Linked DNA regions of Homo sapiens: region 1 is linked to region 2. The links are chromatin loops, found by intact Hi-C in ENCODE. Cell type or tissue: mammary epithelial cell. All regions are shown on one strand. Links, peaks and the distances in the headings refer to the core of each region. The heading gives the core; the rest is flanking DNA.

Evidence for each region. A loop is a pair of places that touch in the nucleus more often than their neighbours do. Peaks named below come from ENCODE experiments on the same cell type or tissue, not always from the same donor. Only the 100,000 strongest peaks of a DNase experiment are listed, where the experiment ranks them.
Region 1: it touches region 2 in a loop (2.3-fold over the local background); 3 of 110 quality-filtered maps call a loop at or near these places.

The regions. Positions count from the first base shown.
Region 1 is chr7:121,513,757-121,516,680 of GRCh38, forward strand. No RefSeq gene overlaps it. Among named protein-coding and RNA genes, the nearest start is that of FAM3C, 120 kb to the left of the region's middle. In mammary epithelial cell, for the core only: no CTCF peak of the experiment used is centred there; DNase peaks (open chromatin) are centred at 1,665 and 2,465; H3K27ac peaks cover 880 bases.
Region 2 is chr7:121,436,828-121,439,751 of GRCh38, forward strand. No RefSeq gene overlaps it. Among named protein-coding and RNA genes, the nearest start is that of FAM3C, 42 kb to the left of the region's middle. RefSeq lists an enhancer at 1,608-1,902. In mammary epithelial cell, for the core only: no CTCF peak of the experiment used is centred there; a DNase peak (open chromatin) is centred at 1,324; H3K27ac peaks cover 978 bases.

The sequences.
Region 1 (2,924 bases), core at 109-2,608, 77 kb after region 2:
ATCAGGCCATGAACTCTGATTTTTTTTTCTCTGTTGAATGACAATTGCTTTAAGGAGAAAAAGATCAAATACTTGGTAAAATGGAAATTAAATACATGTTACATATTTGTGGTCAAACTCCAGAAACAATTGTAAGAAAAACAAAGGTGTATTTACTGGTTAAATCTTCAAACAATCTCTGAAGCAGATACTACTATTATGATTACTTTGCAGATGAAGACCAGACTCAGAGAGCTAATAACTGGTAGATCTGGGATTTGAACCCAGAAAGTGGGACTCCAGATCCTGCACTCTTAATCACTGCCTTAATCACTGAACTGGACTGAATCAAAGGGCCCAGTTGTCTGAGAAAATTGTTTGCCATATGCGCTTCGTCTTCCCTGTAGTTGTTGTGCAAGCATCATTTTGCTCCATACAAGGTTCACTCAAGCAGAATACTGAAAAAGATCAAAGCTCTTTATCCAGCTTAATAGTTTTAGAAAAAGAAAAGGCAGATTGAATCAACTGAAATAAGAAATGTACTCATAAAAACATGGCTATTTCTGCGGTACAACATAGCAACTATTAGAAAGTTTAAGAGAACTAAAGAGTTACTCTTGTTATGCATATGCACATTAATATAAATGGAAGCTCTCTGAGTACAGTGAAAAATCACTCCCTAGGCAGAGACTAGTATGAATGTTTCACGGGGCTAATGAATAGGAAGATTCTAGCTATTGGAATCAGGAAGGTTACTATATAATTCATAAAGGCTTTTAGTAATACACAAATGTCTGTTTTTTAAAAAGTGACGTAGACCATCTTTATCACAGTCACTTAAATTATTAATAAAACCATAGCTTTTAAGATGGTCTCAATAAAAATGAATTGTAACGCATGATTCGGAGATTGTTAAGGCAGACTTGTATTTTGTAATTTATGTGTTTGTGAAGTCTGCCTACTTGTTTTAGTTCTTTTAGTTTGCTTACCAACATAACAGCTTAGCTTTTTCTTCGAAGCCAAGGTACACGATAAAGCAGTTCTCAGGTACTTAAGTATAAAGACGAAAGGTACTCTTCCCACTGTCCCAGTTTGCCTTCTCTGTTGAGGATATGGAAGGATGCCTCTTAGGAAGACTATACTCCTCCAGTCAGAGGAAAGTGACTCCACTTTCAAAGTTTCCAATGTAATGCGTATATGTAAGATTTAAACTGTAAAATATTTTGGATGATTTGTTTTTACAGAAACACGTTTTACATAGCTGATGTTAAATGATATGGAGAATCCTACTGAGTAACCTCTGCCCTCAAGGAAGGATCATAAAATCTATTGGATACCTTATAGGGAAGCAATAGGGCACTTTAAAAGCCCCTCAGGTATTTCAGGCTGTTTTGGCTATTGTAACAAAATACTATAAACTGGGTAGTTCATAAACAAAAGGAATTTATTTCTCACAGTTCTAGAGGCTGGGAAATTCAAAATCAAGATTCCAGCAGGTTCAGTGTCTAGTGAGGATCTACTTTCGGGTTAGTAGATGGTGTCTTTTCACTGTGTCCTTATATGGTGGAAAGAGCGACCAAGCTCCCTCATGCCTCCTTTTTAAGTGCACTAATCACTTTCATGGAATGCTCCACCCTCATGACTTAATCACCTTCCAAAGTTCCCACTTCCTAATATATTACCTTGGTGGTTAGGATTTCAACATAGGCATTTCAGAGTGACACAAACATTCAAGACCATAGCATCAGGTACTATGATACTAGAAAGACACAAGAAAGGATTCTAGTTTCACTTCTCAGGATGACAAGACTTAATACATTCCTGAATATTCATTCCCTTGCTTGTAAAATGGAATGATGATAATATCAATCTTGTAAGATTTTTGCAAGGATTATAAATGTCTAATATGTCCTAGACTTAATAAGTCCAATATGGAACTCTCGGCTTCCCTTTCCTTAATGAAAAAAAATTTTGTCCCCGGCTTTCCCCAACTTATGAAATAGCAGGATCTTTCACCCAATTTCTCAACACAGAAACAGAAGACTTATACTTGATTACTTTCTTACTCTCATGCCTACATTCAATATTTTAGCAAGTTTGAAGAATGCTCACTTTAATATGAGTCCCAGATGTGGCCTCTTCTTACCGTCTTCCATTCTGACTCACCAGACTTCTCAATAGTTTCCAAAATGTTCTCTCTGCTTAGTCTTTCCTCCACGTTATTCTCAACACAAGAACCAGAATGACATTTTAAATGCATGCAATAGATCACCTCACTTTCTTGTTCAAAATTCTCCTCCAATGATTTCTTAACTCATTTAAAATGAAATGTAGTCTCTTCAACATGGCCTTCAAGATCCTACAAGATCTGGCTCCTCTCCCTCTCTCTCGCCCTCTCTCTCTCTTTCCCGCTTGTGTCCAATCACTTGATCTCCTGGCCATATCTTTCTAGCCATATTGATGGTCCTTTGTTCCTGGAATGTTCCTAACTCATTCTGATCTTATGAGTGTTTGCATGTGAAGTCATACCTGGCTGGCTCTGTCATGCCTCCTCACATAAGTCTTCCCTAACCATCTAGTAAAAACAGCCCCCAGCCATTACCACATTATCTTGTTGAACTCTCCTCACAGCACTTACGTCTATATAAAATTACCACCTCCATAAGGTTCACAGAGCAGGAACATTGGCTATTTTGTTCATTGTCATATCCCAAAGATACTTAATATAAGCAGATTACAATTGATCATTTAATTAACATTAGTTGAAGAAACGACTGGATTAATGTTAACATATATGCAAATTTAGGCATACAATAGGCACACAGCAAATGTAATATACATGTAGTAATTTAAAAAGGTACAAAACTCTGAAAGACAGTATGGTATAAATTAAAAGCTATAAAAACTCTACAGGGATACAAACCCTTCACTTATGTGATAATCTA
Region 2 (2,924 bases), core at 216-2,715:
GAGGCTGGAGGAAGCGGTGTCTGATTTGCATAGGACTCAGGGGATTGGTTTGACCAGGCATGTCATTCATGTAACCCATGAAAAAGCTGGCCCTCCCACCCTAATATGCAAATGAAGGGCGCCATGATGTTCTACACACGTGGGGATATGTGGGGGTGGCCATGTTACCAGGAACATGTGGGGCAAGGTCAAGAAGACCCTGGGAATCACTATGTTTGGGTGGACCCAGTTTCTAATGGCCTGTTTTTGCATATCAAAGGTTGCCAGCCTGGCTCTAAGAGCAGGGGCTTTACAGGAAACTTTTCTGGAGATGCTTTTTAAAAAAATGAAAACTTCCCAAGGACCCCTTTTCCTCTCTATCTGCCTAAAATAATTTCTTAATAACTCCTATCACATCGTCTAGACATTTTTCTAGGTGCTGGGCACAAAGCATTGAACAATAAGGATAAAATCCTTGTCTTCATATTGCTTACATTTTATTTGGATCACAGACAGTAAGTAATTTTAAAAACTATATTAAGGTTGCAATTAACTTTCTTTGTTAGACAAATAGTGCCAATATGATCTTAAGAATCTAGAAAAAATTAGAACTTGGCTTCTTTAAATGACTGCTTAATGGGTTGCTTATTATTTCCCACACCCCTGTGTTTCTCTGAAGAACAAAAGATAGAGGAACGAAATGAAGGGGAGAAAGGTGATACAATAAGGATTCCTAAAGACAACAGGCCAGGCCAGGTGCAGTGGCTCATGCTTGTAATCTCAGCACTTTGGGAGGCTCAGACAGGAGGATTGCTTGAGCCCAGGTATTTGAGACCAGCCTGGGCAACATAGCAAGACTTCGTCTCGACTAAAAAAATGATAAAAATTAGTCAGGCATGGTGGTGTCCACCTGTAGTCCTAGCTTCTCAGGAGGTTGAGGTATGAGGATTGCTTGAACTCAAGAGTTGGAGGCTGCAGTAGTGAGCTATAACCGTGCCATTGCACTCCAGTGAGACCTCGTCTTAGGAAAAAAAAAAAAAAAAACCCGAAAGGGAACAAGACAACTCCAAGTGGCTCTAAAGAAGGCACCTTCACAGAATTCTGAAGAGGGAGTCTGTCTTGGGGCACATTATTCCAGATTTTTATCTCCTCAAATGGATGATCTGATATATGAAGTCACCCCCCTTATCATATCAGCTGGAACCTTCCTCCAGGGTGCAGATCCTTTCCTTTTTATTTATATGAAGAGCCTCCCTACATATTTGCACTCATGCCTTCCACATTGATAAATGGCTTTCACTTAGTGCTATGACAACTCTTCTCTGGAACTCTCTCAGTTCTCAACTCATGATTAATAGTTTCAGTTAACATTCTTTCCTTTACTTATCTTAGTAATTTACAGAGATGAACTTGCTCTCTCTGTTGTAACAAGTACAAGTATACGTAGCTTCACATTTTATACATTCCATTAGAAAATGGTGCAGAAAAGGAGGATCTCTGACCAGATAAAAGAGAGGGTCTCTGGTCTCTGACTAGATAAAGATAGTTCCCCTAATCCTTCTTGACCACAGATATTACTTTTGGTCAGCATCCAAAATCTTTTTAATAAGAAGGTAAGCAGTCTGTCCGTTCTCAGATCTCAAACTCCATGCTGGGAGAACCACTACTCTCTTCAAAGCTGTCACATAGGGACATTTAAGTCTGCAGAGGTTTCTGCGTCTTTTGTTCGGGTATGCCCTGCCCCCAGAGGTGGAGTCTACTAAGGCAGGCAGGCCTCCTTGAGCTGCGGTGGGCTCCACCCAGTTCGAGCTTCCCAGCTGCTTTGTTTACCAGCTCAAGCCTCAGCAATGGCAGGCGCCCCTCCCCCACCCTCGCTGCCGCCTTGCAGTTCCATCTCAGTCTGCTGTGCTAGCAATGAGCGAGGCTTCGTGGGTGTGGGACCCATGCCCTCTCTGACCTCTCCTATTCAACATAGTGTTGGAAGTTCTGGCCAGGGCAATCAGGCAGGAGAAAGAAATAAAGATATTCAATTAGGAAAAGAGGAAGTCAAATTGTCCCTGTTTGCAGATGACATGATTGTATATTTAGAAAACCCCATCGTTTCAGTCCAAAATCTCCTTAAGCTGATAAGCAACTTAGGCAAAGTCTCAGGATACACAATCAATGTGGAAAAATCACAAGCATTCTTATACACCAATAACAGACAGAGAGCCAAATCATGAGTGAACTCCCATTCACAATTGCTTCAAAGAGAATATAATACTTAGGAATCCAACTTACAAGGGATGTGAAGGAACTCTTCAAGGAGAACTGCAAACCACTGCTCAACGAAATAAAAGAGGATACAGGCAAATGGAAGAACATTCCCTGCTCATGGATAGGAAGAATCAATAGCATGAAAATGGCCATACTGCCCAAGGTAATTTATAGATTCGATGCCATCCCCATCAAGCTACCAAAGACTTTCTTCACAGAATTGGAAAAAACTACTTTAAAGTTCATATGAAACCAAAAAAGAGCCCGCATTGTGAAGACAATCCTAAGCCAAAAGAACAAAGCTGGAGGCATCACGCTACCTGACTTCAAACTATACTACAAGGCTACAGTTACCAAAACAGCATGGTACTGGTACCAAAACAGAGATATAGACCAATGGAACAGAACAGAACCCTCAGAAATAATACCACACATCTACAACCATCTGATCTTTGACAAACCTGAAAAAAACAAGCAATGGGGAAAGGATTCCCTATTTAATAAATGGTGCTGGGAAAACTGGCTAGCCATGTGTAGAAAGCTGAAACTGGATCCCTTCCTTACACCTTATACAAAAATTAATTCGAGGTGGATTAAAGACTTAAATGTTAGACCTAAAACCATAAAAACCCTAGAAGAAAACCTAGGCAATACCATTCAGGACATAGGCATAGGCAAGAACTTCATGT